Regions from separate parts of the Mus musculus genome. Here region 2 is linked to region 1. The links are chromatin loops, found by intact Hi-C in ENCODE. Cell type or tissue: left cerebral cortex. All regions are shown on one strand. Links, peaks and the distances in the headings refer to the core of each region. The heading gives the core; the rest is flanking DNA.

Region 1 (7,857 bases), core at 1,219-6,218:
GTGTATATCTCTGTGTGTTTCTGTGTCTGTGTGTTTGTGTGTGTGTGTGTATGTGTTTATTGTGTCAGTGTGTGTGTGTATGTGTGTGTAGTGTCCGCTGTGAGCTCTCAGAGCCCAGAGGAGGCTCTGGGTCCTTCGGAATGGAGTTGCAGGTGTTTGCTGGCCAAGCCACAGTGAATTCGAAGTAAGTGGTCTTAAATTCTGAACTATCTCTCCAGTCCCTCAACACCTGATTCCTTAAACAAGCTCTGGCTACTAGAAATAAAGGCCAATAAGTAAGATCCCAGGCTAGAAGAAAGTCATTAGTTAACATATGACCTCAGCAATTATCTGTTCTAATCCCAGGGCAATGGACTAGAAATTAAGTGTACTCACCTTACCAGCTGATGCCCTCACTGAGGAAATGTAAAGATCTCAAAGCCCTTGAAGACGCAAAGGCCAGACGGAAATGATACAACTGCTTCATCCACTCAAAGTTCCCAAACCACTGAGACACTGCGAGGGCCACTTGGCCGTTTTAGTTCCTTTGCCAAATTCAGTCTTCACAAAACCATTTCTATCCGGAAGGAAAGCTGAGTCTGTCCTTCAGCCATCACTGACCGAAACCTCAGCCCTTACATCATCCTTCACCTCTTCTTTCGGAACTCCCACCCTGGGCGACGAGAGGCGGCAGCACCTCTGGCAGAGCAAGCCAATAAACAAAACTAAAATCTGGAGGGCACCTAGCTCAGACCTACACAGGGCATGAGGGTTCATGCCTAGTCCTCTTGTAACTTGTTATACCATGGTTAATTTCTATCCCTGGGAGGCCTGCTTGAGGTTTTTTGTTTTGTTTTGGTTTTGGTTTTTTGTTTGCTTTTGCTTTTGTTTTTTGAAGAGAATCAGAGGAGTGGTTCTAGAAAAGAATGGAGGGCAGGGGACTGGGAGGAGTGGACAGAGGGGAAACTGCAGTCAGGATGTAATATATGAGAGAAGAATTTTTAAAAATAATAAAAATAATTTATTTTAAAAAACTAAAATTTGAAGAAGAAAAAAAAAGGAAAAATTATTAGGGATCCCAATCCTCCATGGTCTATTGGAGCTTTTGTCCCAGCCCTGATGAGCCTGCAGACTGCCCCACCCCACCCCCGACTCCCATGTTAGACCACGGTATCCCTATAAGGGATATCAACAGAAGGTGTGAAGTCCATGTATAACATAAGTAGAAACCTCAATTAAGTTCGTTCACACTCCTTACTATGCCCTAACCCCCCCGCCAGAGCATTTCCTCATCTGTTTTTCACCCTCCCCCCAGCTCTTTTCTACACTGTCCCTTTCTATACCCTCCAACAGTTCCCCCTCTCTTACTCTCTCTCTATATATAAAGACACACACACACATACATACATATGTGTAGATATAGATGACTTAGATAGTTTAGATAGTATAGTAATAGATGATATAAATGTAGATGATATAGCTGTAGCCCCACGTAGCAGTGCTGGTGTTAGGACCGAGGCTCTGGAGCACACCAGGCAGCACACACTCTGCCACGGATTCGTCCTCCCAGCCCACAACACGTTTGTGTCAATTTCACTCTCCCCATTGCAGCAGCCTCCCATGACTCTCTGCGTGTGCTATCTCTTCATCCTTCTCTGGTCAAGCTACCCCTATGGTAACTCCTCCATCTATCTATTCCCAACCCCAAAAGGTATCGAATTCTTTTGCATAGTTTATCCCTAACCTTACCTCCTATGAGAACTAACTTACTAGGTAAAGGGAGCCTCCGTTGAGACTTGCTTCCATCCGATTGGCTTTGGACATGGTTTTTAATTGATAATTGATGCAGGAGGGCCCAGTCCACTGTGAGTGAGCGGTGACAAACAGGCAGGTGGGTCAGGGCTGATGAGAAAGGTAGTCGAGTGTTAGTCCCAGAGCAAAACAATAAAGCCGCATTCTTCCTTGAGCTCCGCTTCAGTTCCTGGTAACCGAAGGGACTGTAAACAACAATCTAAAACAAACTTTCCTCCCCAAGTTGGTTTCGGTCCGAGTTTTATCACAGCAACAGAAAGTGAAAGATCCTGAGAAAATATGAAAGGTCACAGAAGCCCTGAAATTGGCAAAATAGATTTCATTGTTAGTAGAAGTAGCTTCACTGATTTAGAAAAATAGAGGTGCACAATGCTCTGGCCGCTCATTGAACCCATGTGTCTGCCAATGTTCTGACTGTTCCTTGAACCCAGGTATGTGCCCACTGCTGCACCTCACTGCCAGGTGTTTGTGATATTGGTTGCTAAGATAGAGTCAGAAAATCTCCCCAGCAACCACAGCTGGGGCCAATCCAGAGTTACTGCACCTGCATTAGACTCTTTCCTTGTTTCCCTCCCATACCCATTTCCTGAGAAATCAATCATTTTACATTGTTTAGATCTGAAAATCCCCTACTACCCCCCTTCTCCTTTCCCCACTGAGGGCCTATTAAAAAATGTGACTCCTCTACCCCTGCGTGGGATATGAGTTGTCCCCAGAGCTCTGGCTTTCCCCGAATAAAGCCTCATGTGGTTTGCATCAAGCTTGGTCTCTTGTGAGTTCTTGGGGGTCATCTATTATCCCGAGGCCTGAGTGAGGGGCTCTTTTAAGGGTCTTTCAGAAGCAATCTATTTGGAGGATGTGTACTCCACGCAGGGTTCTGAAGTGTCCATTCACTCGCCTATATAAGCAAGCACCTGACACTGGAGACAGGCACTTCCACCCTCGCATTCTTTTTTTTCTTTTTTTTCTTTTTTTTTTTTTTTTTTTTTTTTTTTCAGGATAAGGTTTCTCTGTATAGCCCGGGCTGTCCTGGAACTCACTCTGTAGACCAGGCTGGCCTCAGACTACAGAAATCCGCCTGCCTCTGCCTCACAAGTGCTGGTATTAAAGGCGTGAGCCACCACTGCCCCGCTCTACCCTCGAATTCTTGAAATACTCATGTCCAAGAATGCAATTTTAAACGTGCCTGTTTCTTTGATTTACATAACACTGTGTCTCTCTGATAGTCTTACTAATAATCTTTTTATAGGATAGAACAAAATAAAGCCCAGATAACTAAGACTAAATTTAAGGGCTTAAACACAGCTATGGACTGTTCGCTTTCCAGCTCAATGCTGCCCCCATGTGGGATACTCAGGAACCTCACAGGCTCGTCCATACTTTGTATATCCTACCAAGACTCCTGCAACAGGGGCTAAGAGCACTGGCTGCTCTTCCAGAGGAACCAAGTTTCGTTTCCAGCACCCACATGGCCACCTACAATTGTTTGTAATTCCAGTTCTAGGCTGTCTGACAGGTCTCTCTGGCCTCTACAGGCACCAGACACTCATATGGTTTGGAGACATACACACGGGCAAAACCTCCATACACATAATAAAATAATAAATAAAATAACTCCAACAACATAGCCTTCCCCAGCCATCTGCATCAATTACGATTCTTGCTTCTCTCGGGGGCACTCACAGTCATAAAAGAAAGCTTCTTTTGAGCCGTCTGCTAATGTCTGTGCCGTTATAATAAAATTCAGGAGGCTGGAGAGATGGCTCAGAGGTTAAGAGGACTTGTTGCTTTTGAGAGGCTCTAAGTCCAGTTTCCAGGACCCACATGGCAGCTCACAGCCATCTATAACTCCAGTTCCAGGGAATACAACTCTCTCTCCTAACCCTCCTAGGCACCAGGCATGTATGTGGTGCACATACAGAGAAGCAAGTAAAACACTCATGCATAAAATTTTAAAATGTATTTTAAAATGTTTAGGTCATAAAATTAAGATCCCAAATTGAGAAATCTGTCAGATTGCCATTGCTATTCACCACCATGGGATGGTATGAATGCCCCACACCCCCAGTCCTCTGTTCTGGGGGTGCTCCAGTCCCCATTTCCTGAGATCCACTAATTTGTCTCCAGCCTCTATTCATTATTCTTTGTTTTTCCAGGCAACCCTCTTAATAAGTTCTTTTCCAGTATCTTCCTACAGGTATCAATCTGACAGCAAGCTTAACAGGACGGGCAATTAGTTCTCCAGGAATGTCAACCCGACGAGACAATTTCTCAGGCCCCTCCTCTCCCCTTCAAGAGGTTCACAGTTGCCTCTGCATTATCTGATGACAAACAGTATTCGTTCATCTTAAAATGGGGGCAGTATGACCACGTTGAACTTTCCTCTACCCCTGTGATCCGGGAGAACATGCTAGTTAAAGAACTGTCTCCCATCCATTCTGTATTCAGGAACGGGCTGGCTGCAAAGGACCACTCCTCCCTATGACTTAGATAAAACTTGTTCAGTGAGACAAAGCCCGACACAGACCCTCCACACTCCTATTCTTTGTCTTGTAAATCTTAAACCATGAGCTGTTTGTGTTCACCCAGCAATCGGAGCTAAACATTTTATGCTTAACTACTTACTTCTTTGGTCACATATGCTAAAGTGGTTTACTCCAATAATATGATATATGTATGAAATGTGTAATGATCAAATCAAGGTAGTTAGCATTCACATCTCCTTAAGCTCATTGTTACCTTCTGTTCACACCCCCAAGTGCTTCTCTTCTAATTATTTATAAAATGTATAATAAGCCACTGTGGGTTAGTCCTCCCATGGTGTTGGGGAGGACTAGCATTTATTCTTGCTATGATCCTTCTGTTTCAGCACTCGCTATTCAACCTCTGCTTAGTCCTCCACCCATCGCCCTCCCTAGGTCAATGCTTAGCACCCAATGTGAGAGGGAATGTGTGGTGTCTTAGGGAGCCAATGCGATGTCCCCAGTGCCATCCACTTTCCTCAGTGGAAAGATACTGCTCTTCTTAAGCCTGGTACGGTGACTCCATCTCTTAGCTGTTGTGAATCATTATTGGCTCGGCCAAACTGCAGTCAAATCTCCCTGCTCCTCACAGGATGCCGGAAACTTGTCCCATACTTTAGACGAAAGCCAGCATCGGAATGTAGAACAGCTCTTCTCAGATAACTTCAAGGAAAGTTACTTTCTGCTCAAAGGCTGATTCTTTGTAGCTGTTTACTGTTCCCTATTAGGGAAAAGGTTGAGAAGCCTGACTGTGAGGGTTAATTTCAGTAGCCAACTTGATGAGATCTAGTATTACCCAGGAGAGGCTTTCTGTGTATGAAACCCTGCGATTGGCTGAGATGAGGTGGAAAGATCCGCCCACTGTGGGGGCACCATTCCCTGGGCTGGGACTCTGCACTGTATAAATGGAGAGAGTGCACAGAGCACATTTACTCATGGCTGTCTTCTTCCTAACTGCAGACATAATGTGACCAACTGCTCCAAGCTTCTGCTGTCTTTCCTCCCTAACCATGAACTGGACCTTAAACTGTGAGCTAAACCCTTCCTTCCTTAAGTTGCTTTTATCAGAGCATTTAACACAGCAACAAGAAAAGAAACTAAGACCCTGGCCTATGAGATATATGTTCCCCCAAGGCCAGCATGGCACACACATGTATAATTCCAGCATTCAGGAGGTGAGAAGAGTTCAGAGTCATCTTCAATTGCATCATGAGTTGAGACTAGCCTGGGATACACAAGATCTTATCTCGAAAAATGTTCTCATGTTGAGACACAATCTTTTTAGGGCACAGCAGATAAGGCCATGAGTGCTCTCAGACCAGAGTTCAGATCCCCAGAACCCACATAAAAGCTGGATGTGTGTGGCTGCCCACCTGTAATTCTAGCGCTCAAAAGGCAGATGGGGGGGGGAGATGATGGGGGTCCCTTAAGCAAACTAGTTGGTCAGACGAGGTGAATCAGCAAGCTCTGGGTTCCATGGATAAGATGGAAAACAATAGAGAAAAACTCCCAACATCAGCCTCTGCCTTCACAGGCATGTGTGCGCACACGCACGCGCGCGCGCACACACACACACACACACACACACACACACACACACACACACACATGCAAGCATACACATTCCACACACAAACACAGACAAAAAGGTAATTTTAAACTCTGTGTGTGTGTGTGTGTGTGTGTGTGTGTGTGTGTGTGTGTTTGTGAGGGGGGGAGGGAGTGAAGGGTGAAGAGGAGTGGGGAGGGGAGGGAGAACACATGTGCAGGTACCAGCGAGTCTGTGTGGAGATAAGACACCGTGTGTGAGCCAGTTCTCACCTTCCACCATGTGGGCTCCACTCAGGCTTGGCAGGGCTGCCCTGCTGAACCATCTCACTGCCCCCAAAACAAATTATTTTTAGTGAAAGTTTTAAAATAGCATCGCCTGGGCAGGGCAGATGGCTCAGTGATGGAGAGTACTCGCTACCCTTCCAGAGGACCTGAGTTCATATTCCAGCACCCACAGCAGGTAGCTGACACCACCTGCAACTCCAGCTCTAGGGGACCCACGGCTTCTGCAAACATTAGCGTACATGAGGGTCTCTCTCTCTCTCTCTCTCTCTCTCTCTCTCTCTCTCTCTCTCTCTCTTACACACACACACACACACACACACACACACATACATAACAACAACAACAACAACAAAAATAGAATCTCCTCTTAAGTATAAATTGATTTTTTTTTCTTGATGATGATTTTACAAATGGGTCTTTTCCTTAATTTCATCGTTATGGCTTGGATATGGTCTGTGCTCCCAGGAGGTCATGGGTAGAAGGTTTGGTCCTCAAGGTGGCAATGTTAGGAGATGCTGGGTTGGTAAAGTATCATACCTGGTCTTCTTTCTGGCCCCTTCCCACGCTCTGGTTCCTGCCCCACCATGTGACCTCCCCCACTTCCCCAATTCTTATGACTTACCATGAGGCCCTCACCAAAGCAATGACCTTCACAAACCTCCTTACATATAAAGTATTCAGCCTCGTGTATTCCACCACAGCCACAGAAAACAGATGAATACAGACATTAATACAACCCTTTTACTCCCAAAATGAAATTACTAATGAAAATGAAAATTAGTTTTTGTTTCTTTTTTTTAAGAAGATCTTTTTGTCAACCATTCTTTTAAGATTTATTTACTGATTTTTTTTTTATGTATATGAGAATACTATAGCTGTCTTCAGACACACTAGAAGAGGGCATCAGATCTCATTATGGGTGGTTGTGAGCCACCGTGTGGTTGCTGGGATTTGAACTCAGGACCTCTGGAAGAGCAGTCAGTGCTCTTAACCACTGAGCCATCTCTCCAGCCCTAGTTTTTGTTTCTTGAAGTATAAGTTAGATACATAGTACTCGTTCAATACTGTACAACTTAATGGCTTTCCCGAACTGAACGCACCCATTCAGTCTGCACCTAGACTTTAAAAAGCAAAGTAGCCAGTGTCCCAAGAGGCCTTGCTTGTGACAGTGTCCCGTCACACCGAGACATGATCTGTTTTGACTATCGACATCACGCATTCTCCGTGCCCTGTTTGCACCATTCATAAGTAGAATCACAGCACGGCGTGCTTCTGCACCTGGTCTCTTTCACGGAACACGACTATGTAGAGCTGATTTGCGCTGTTACCTGTAATTGCCCTCCCGCCCTCATGACTGCAGAGTATTCTCTTCATCAAGCACACCACGGACTGATGCTACTGACTGCCATCTCAGTAGCTGGGGGACCCTCCACGTGTATGTCTCCCAGGAAATACATAAATGTATTGTGCATTCCTAATTAGCAGTGAGACATCGCGCCATGCAATGTTCAATCTTCATCAATACGACTAGCCTTAAAAAATAAATAAAAAATAAAAAAAGACCGCCATTTTGTCCTCCTGCCAGCAGTGCCTGGGGACTAGGCTGGCTTCCCATCGCTCCCTGCAGCCCTTGGTACTTTCCATGAGCTGTGTTCCCACTTCAGGAAGACAGTGGATGCTGAAGAACCATAGAACCATTACTAGAGGG
Region 2 (7,857 bases), core at 1,726-6,725, 100 kb before region 1:
AAGTTGGAAGACAGTCAGATCGCCCTACGGGAGCGGTGGTCAGGAAGACCAAGACCCCCTCCTACCTGTGTGCACCGTGCGGTGACTAGCCAAGTTGCCCTTATAACGGAAGGCAGATCGGCACAGCTGGCATTTATAGGGCTTGTCCTCGTCCCCTGGAGCTAAGAGCTCCAGCCCCGATGAGCACCCAGCCACAGCCTCACAGTTCTGGCAGCTGAAAAACTCACTTCCTAAGGGTAGGGAACAATGACAATCTTAGTTATTTACTGAGGACTCCCCCCAGGTACCCATAAATCTACAACAGTACACTAGTAGGGTCTGCTGGCCCTTTTAACCCCTAAATTATTGTGGAGGCTACTGGCGGTCACTTGGCTTGTTCGTGGCCAGTCAGTCAGTAAGATACGACTGATTTAGTAGCATGCTGCTAATTTCAATGGTGCTGACAGTGTGTGGAGTGGGTGGAGCTTTCTGTTTCTTTCCTTTCTTGCCTCCTTCTGGCTTGCCAGAGAGGCCCTGCCAAACTCTGGGCAGATCGTTCAGTCTTGGATTGGGTGGGCCAGAAATTCCCAAACTGTGCTGCTTTTTGGAAGTACATAGAGAGCTTAAAAATATTTATGATTGGTCCTCACCCTCAGACATTCTGACTGCTGGGGTGAACGTTACCCAGAGGGGGTCCAATGCAGTCAAGTTTGGGACTATTCAATAGGTCTATTCTGAGGTCTTTTTGGTCCAAATCGACCTGGATCAGCTACAGGAGAGAAGCCAGAAGAGAAAGCCTCTTACCTGGCGGTGGATTAGCCTGCTTAGAAGCTGGCAGAGAAGTCTCTTGAGCCCGGGGTGTGAAGAGGTAGGAGTTATTTGCTAGAGCTCCACACTTGAATCGTGCAGTGGTAGTAGCTAGAGATAGTCTAGGCAGAAGTTAAGAGCCATAGAAAAGGTTAGGGATTGGGGGTGGGGCACTGGCTCCCCCCGCCCTGCCCCTTTTCTGGAATATACAGACTTCAAGGCCTGTCTTCTGGAAGTGAGCCAATATTGATCATTAAGTCCCACCTTTGGCCTTTGGCCAACTCCCTAAGCTGGGTTAGTATCCCTGAAACCTGGTTCAGAGGGTGCCACAATGGCCTACTCAATGGCTCTGCCTCCTAGAGTGGACCAGACTCTAAAACTCTTGGGAGTTATAGATTCTATACCTGCTTTGGAGACCAGGCGTGGTTCCTTCTTCACTGCTGCTGCTGCTGCTACAGGCTTCATCTCCACTAGGGAGCCTGGCCTGGGGACAAGGTTGACCTGAACTCTCCCCAACCAGGCTTCCTGCTTGTGAGGTCTGAGAATTTAGCACAATAAATTTGTATTTTTTCCAGTTGCAGGCCTTGGGGTCTGGGCTGGCTGGACTTGGGGAACCTTGACTGCAGCTTCGAGACTCAGTAGGTGGGTCTGGGTGTCCTTCTGAGCGCCTGGGACTGCCTGGTGGAGCGACTGTTGGGGGTCTTGGGGGTTCTACCTCCACAGGTCGCAAGGAGATGCCTAGAGGTTCATAGCTAGAAAAAGTAGGATGATCATTAACACCGTCTCCTAGTCGTTGCCTTTGCCCTTATTCCCGGCACTAGTTCTGCTAGGGAGAATACAAATCCATGGTTCCTTTACCTGGCTTGGATGAAACGGTGACACGCCTGGACTACGTGTTCCATCTGCAAATAGGTGGCAGCTGCGAGGACAGCTGGGGCAGTGGCTGGAGAGAGGCGAAGCCTTGAAGTATACATGAAGTCCAGAAGAGGAGCAAAGCCTCTGGCTTCTGGCCCCCCCGGCAGAGAGAGTACATCCACCCCGAGTCCCGCTCGGCCCCGGAAAATTGAATAGAAGAAGCCACTGGAGAGAGGGCAGATGGGTTGGTCATGTTAGGAGCCGGGAGACCAAAGGAGAGTCTTGCCTCCCCACTAGCACTGCTGCCTCAATTTTTGGATGCTCTCCCAAGCTTCCCCCTCCCTTCTTCCTTCCTCCCCCCTTCTTACTCTCCAGTTCTGGGATTGCCGGTGTGGACCATTATTCCCAGCTTCCCTCATGCTTTGGATTACCTCTCAACAGCCATGTTACTCTGTTTTTTCCCCAGTTAGTCCCCAGGTGCCCTACCCCCTCGAACCTGCAAGCGATAAGAACTGCCTTGTGCGCTCTTAGGGGTTGCCCGCCAACCAGCAGCGTGACGTCAGTGAGGATCCCGCGCAGGCGCAGCTCATTCAGATTGCTAAGCACGTCGGAGGAGTGGCGGGTGAACTCTCGGACGTAGCCCAGAGCTCCCTCTGGGGCCGCTGTGGAACCCATAGCGACCTAAGCCTGCGACAGCCACCGAAAAAGTTAGAGGATCTAGGCATTACTAAAACAGATTCCTTTCTTCTCTGATGTTTTCTACCTGGGATACCCCTAGAGCCAACCAACGCCATCAGATAGCGGACTCAGCATCACCACTTAATTCCTCTCGTTCATTCTGCCCTAAACGGTTGCTTCCTTCCTTCCCTTTGCTGGATCGCGGAGATCTTGGAGCAAGTTAGAAACTCTCGTTCCACCGCTTGGAGGGCGAGCGTGAGGAATCCCGCACTCCCGCGCGCCGTGCGTTGGTTCGACTCTAGTTACCTCATCCACTACCTTCCTTTCCTCTGCTCCCCGGGCGCCTGGGTCACAGGTACCAGACTTTACCTGGGGGACCAAATATGATCTGCAGCCCACACCCATCTACGCGACTCCTATCGCTAGACCCAATACTTTCCATCTCTTCTTAGCACAGTTCCTGGGGTTCAGGTCTTATTACTATCAACTAACCCCAAGCCCTCTTTGGAGACTCAGAAATCTGATACCCTCAGGGTTTGGTTCTTACCCCTGTCCCGCAGGGGCTGCGGCTTCTCTTCTCGAGGGGGGCGGGGTCTCTCTCCTCTTTCGGTCTCTGCTCCTTTATTCAGCCGGGATGGCGGGGGCGGGGGTGGAGGTGGGGTGAACCCGTGAGTCTGTATCCTTCCTTCCTCTGAGGCTCTCCAGATGGTGAGCCCGGGGCGGGGTCTCCGTTTCAAACTGTATCTCAGAATCTCGGGGTGGTCGTATCGTGGATGGCTTTGGTTCATTAAATAAGCACCCGAGGATGAGGATATTAGAATTGGGGAGGTTAGTGGTGCGGAGGGTGGTAATATGGGAGGCTTATGTCGTCGAAGGAGCTGGGACAGCGAGTATTGGAGTGTTGGGTTTTGGAGGCGTGTGCCAACAGCCAGTTGAGGGAGAAAGGAAATATCCTAAAACTCCTCTTTCTAATGTATTGGACTCAGGAAGAAAATAGACAGTCCAAGTGGTATCGGGTTTGGGGAGGCATTAGTGGACTCCAGTGGATCTCAGATAGTGGGAGAAGGAGGAGTGATTGACAGGCAAGGTCCAGAAAAGGGGGAGGTGGAGCTCTGACCAGGCGGGGTAAGGAGAGGGCGGATATGATTTCTAGTTCGTTTCCTTCCATTGTCCTGAGACCGGACGGCTCCTGCAGCTGCTTCCCCTCGAGGAGGTGGGGAAAACCCCGGGTGGGGACCGAGAGACGCTCGGGAGACCTAGGCGTCCGGCCTCCTACTCTCGACTCTCTTCTCAACCCTTATAGGGATCCAGAGATACAGACTCCCGCCTAAAGCCCTGACGCTCTCCATCAGTCCTAGCTTACTAGGGCTTCGAGCACCCGCCCGTCGGCTGCGCTTAGAGTCTGGCGGGACGCCGGGGTCCAGCGCGGCAAGTAGGCAAAGCTCGGCAATGTCTGCATCCTTCCACGAGAGGGCGGTCGAGCACCAGCCTCGCTTCGCCCCTAGGTCTCCTGGCTGGTGATGTGCTCAGACCAGTGAGCTGGATGCATTCGGTCCAGGCTACAGGAAACTTTCAGCTGCCTTCTCTTTCTGATAGTTTCCTCTGCACCTCTGTCTCTTTGTGGGGCAGTAGATCGAAGACAGAAGAGTTAGGGTCTCCGCAGGAAATTCAGGCTAGAACTCTTATGGAAGGCTTTGGAATGAACATAGTGGTTAGGATGAGATGGGGTCTTGAGCCTGGGAACACAGTTGTTTTGTTTTCTAATTTGATAGACCCTTCTACCCAGATGTTTGTAGACAGGAATTTTCAATGAACATTAATATGAGCATTGGTCGGAGTAAACAGAGAGGACAGAGGAGAAAGGGCAGGAGGAACCTGGTAGCTAAGTACTTCATTCAGAAGCTAGGCAGGGACCACACCCTTAGATTTTGTTTGGGGAGCCTTGGGATAGAAGGACAAGTTTCCTTTGAAGAAGAGGGGCAGAGCTGAACCCAGGTACAAAGCAGGAGCTCTTTGAGTTTGGGGTTTGGAGCATAGCAGTTGTGCAAGAATGGACCAGCATATCTAGGCCTGAGGCCTCTCCCTTCTGTTCTTGGGGGTGGAGTACATTTTGTTTGTTTTATTGGTTTTGATTTTTTTTTTTTTTAAGCAAACGTAGCAAACAAAACTGCAAACCAACTGGGGGTTGGGGATAGCTAGGGACCCTGGATGACGATGTGGCTTTACTTTGTGAAGATTATTTGGTCTCTATCCAATTTTCATCTCCAAATTTGAGGTGAAAACATTAAGGGCTTTGATGTCAGGACAGAGTTAGCTATTCTGAGTTTTGGGGTGTCACTTGCCATAGAAGTTATTGTAGTCAATAAGGCCTGTTTTTAGTCTCGACAGCTGATAGCAAATTGGAGGTGCGGGGCTGGTTTTAAAGATGTCTTAGTTCGGGGGTTTGGAGGGATTTGATGCTCCCATGTGAGACTGTCCATCTCTAATTTCTGGTCTACTGGGGGAGCATGAGTACGCAACTAATTTGGGGGACATAGTCTCTTTCCAAGTGCTGTTTCAAGGTTTGGATGAGATTGTTTGGGGACATAAAGGTCAACTTGGGGCTTTTTAGAGAGCCCAGTTACATTGAGTTGGTGGCAGAGCCAGAAGCTAGGAGAGGATCTGAAGGCTTTCTGTAGCTGAGAGCTTGATTGATGGGGGGGCAAAGTTTTGTATTTGAATCTTGTGGAAACTCATTTTGAGGGTTGGATATTCCTGTGAACATGTTTATGTGTGAAACTCCTCCACAGGAGAGAATTGAGAAGCCCCCCCAGGGTAGAAGGATAGTTTGGGGGGTATCCAGTTTCTGGGTGTTTTGCCACTGGCCACATTTGGTGAAGCTGAGAGGTGGGTCATAAATTGAAATTGATTTGGAGGTTCACCTATTCTAAAGCACACTTCTGACTTAGGTTATCTTTTGCTGATAGTCCCCTGGCACCCCAGATTGTAAAAAAAATTAGTGAACCCCCAAATAAGGCCAGAATTTGAAGGGTGAAGCCTGGAAAAAGCAGTGTGGTCCATCATAGACTCACTGGAATATGACCTGTTGTGCTAAGGGGGGAAAGGTGGCTTCATACTCTGAACCCCGATTTCTTATGGAAGAAAAAATCCGTTTGGAGGAGATGGGGTGTCTCTTGTTAAAGTGGGTACTTTCTGACTAACAGTGCTGCTGAAACTGGCAAGGAAAGGCTGTGATGGTCTACAAGGGGGGGGTGAATCTTGCACCCTGATATTTTAAGATAAGAGCCCCAAAGAGAAAGCAGACAGAGGATTGGGAATGAGGGTGAACTGAGAGGCGGGGGAGGGGTTTCCAACGGCAGCAGGGGCTAGAGGGTAAGCCAGGCCAGATATTCCCGCCTAGGTCCCTGCTCTCTTCGGCTCTCCTCCCCTCTCTCCCTCCCACCGCCCACCCCCCCAACTCAAGGAAAAAAAAACTGCCTGTGCAATAGCAATGGCAGATTCCAGTCCTCCAGGCTTTCCTAAACCACCACCGAGACCAGCCAGGGGGGAGGGGAGGGGAGGGGAGGATCGGGCTTTCCTGCTTCCTTGAGACAGGGGCAATGAGCTTGACCTCTTGGCCCCTAGCCTTCTAAAGAGTGTCCCCCGGTCTGGAAACCAGGTGTCCTGGACCCTAGCCCCCAAGCGGGGGGGCCTGGAGAAACGGGGAGGAGGAAGGAGGGAGTGACTTCCAAAATTGGCATCGGGACAGAGCAGGGCTGGCGGGAGGCAGGAGAAAGACAGAATTTTCCTGAAAAAACGGGGGTATCTAAGGACCCCAAATTTGGGTAGCTAGTTCAGGACCATCTTCCCAACATCCTAGATTTTTTTGGGATTTTTTGGGGGCCCCGGGATCCCTCTAGATGGGGTGAGGAATGTAGTGTTGGGGGAATCTGACTGGGGCAATGCAGCTGCCTCTCCCGCCGAGTTGGAGACGGATGGGCTGGGACGGGTTTTGGGGGGGTGTCCCCAGTTCTGACTGGGAGTGGAGGAACCCCTCCAGAGCTCTCTTGTGGGGGTCCCCCACCCCAGGGCACTCCCCAGTCCTTGAGCCAGCTGAGAGGAAGGAGGCCAGCGATGCGACTGGGGCGTCTCTTTTCTCCTGCACCCCAAATGTGAGGGATGCACCCCAAAATTTGCTCCTTTCAAAATAGGGGACCAGGATCTCAGGGGAGAGTAGCTGAGGTAAGTGGGGAGGAAAGTGTCCCCTGTTTTCAGGAGAGACGTGGCGGTTGGGGGGGAGGTTTGGAGGTGCGTGCTGGGGTGGGGTTGCGCCTTGTAACTCTTGAAATTGGGGGGATGACCAGAGAAGCTTTCTCTTGTACCCCTAAGACGTAGCACCTCATACTGAAACCAAAGCTTGAGACTTGAGAGCCCCCAATATTCCTACAGACATTAGGACAGTGTTTGCTTTTTTTTTTTTTTAGCCCCACAAAAGCTTTGCTGGGATGGGAGCTGGGGGACAGCAGTTGTTTCTGGGGGTCCAGGAGGGTGCAAGGAGCAGGAGGCGTTGGCAGGGCTTGATATAGGTGATCTGGTAGTCTTGGAGAGGGTCTGGCATACTAGGGGGGCCTAAAAAGATTGCTTCACACACCATCTTAAATCTTTTGATTGCTAAGAGTTTTGGGGGGGTGTGTCGGAAGCCTGGTGGTGCTAAAAGGTGGGATGAGATATGGGAGGTTAATATCTAGGGTTTACAGAGTTTTGTTTTGTTTTGAAATTTCCAGAAGAAACTTTTGCCTTCTGGGAGGTTCTTTTTAAAATCAAGTCTTGGACAGGAGGAAAGGGCTATGGGAAGGCCTAGGGTTGGGGGTGGGGAAAAGGCATGTTTGTCTTTGCTTAAACGTGGCTCTCAGGGGTGGGCCTGCTTGCCTGGGCCTGGTGAATGGGCTAATGAGTGTTGCTGTGTGGGTGGGGCGTGGGTCTTGGGGGACCATGGGGAATGGAAGCAGCACTTGGGGTTGAATACTTTGCCCTCTGGTCCAGATGAGCCTCTTCCTGGGCTCTGCTGCATCCCTTTCTCCCTGGCCTCCATTTCCTGCCTTTGGCCTCCATCTTGTGGCAGGCCCAGGGCCCAGGGCGACTTCCGGCCCCCCTCTCTCAACCGTGTTCCAGCCCCACCACCTCTGGACTGCCAACTCCCAACCCTGCTGTCCTTGGCCCTGTGTCTTCCAGCATTTCTCTTGGGTTCTGACCTAGGGAGGGAGGAATGGACACAGGAAACCTTAGGTCCCTGCCTTTGTGGGAGGCAGTTTGTTGGTCTTCCCCAGTCATCCCGTTTCCTAAGGATCCCCAGAGCTGAATTCCTACAGAGGTGAAGAATGCTCCAAGCTTATCACATTGGACTCATCTGCCAGGGCCCTATCCTTTGCCTGCTAAACTACTTTTGCTGGTTCCTGATTGTTCCCCCCCCCCAGCTTTTTTGGGGGGCCATGTTTGCCATTCACACCTCTGTCTCACTCTAGGTGGGGGTCTTCACGGCACTGCCTGTGCTGTCTTCCT

Evidence for each region. Peaks named below come from ENCODE experiments on the same cell type or tissue, not always from the same donor. Only the 100,000 strongest peaks of a DNase experiment are listed, where the experiment ranks them.
Region 2: a loop joins it to region 1, with 10 times the contacts of the local background. A loop is called at or near these places in 3 of 42 quality-filtered maps.

Annotation. Positions count from the first base shown.
Region 1 is chr11:70,331,538-70,339,394 of GRCm38, forward strand. No RefSeq gene overlaps it. Among named protein-coding and RNA genes, the nearest start is that of Alox12e, 13 kb to the left of the region's middle. In left cerebral cortex, for the core only: a CTCF peak has its summit at 3,148 (motif pointing left); a DNase peak (open chromatin) is centred at 3,142.
Region 2 is chr11:70,226,844-70,234,700 of GRCm38, forward strand. It overlaps Bcl6b (B cell CLL/lymphoma 6, member B), which reads right to left and starts at 2,955. Exons shown (of 9, transcript NM_007528.3): 1 at 2,867-2,955; 2 at 2,138-2,328; 3 at 1,645-1,866; 4 at 1,191-1,538; 5 at 784-908; 6 at 66-230. The coding sequence starts at 2,316. It overlaps Mir497b (microRNA 497b), which reads right to left; the gene lies at 7,849-7,857. In left cerebral cortex, for the core only: a CTCF peak has its summit at 3,775 (motif pointing right); DNase peaks (open chromatin) are centred at 2,210, 3,787, 5,948 and 6,300; H3K4me3 peaks cover 2,711 bases; H3K27ac peaks cover 3,085 bases.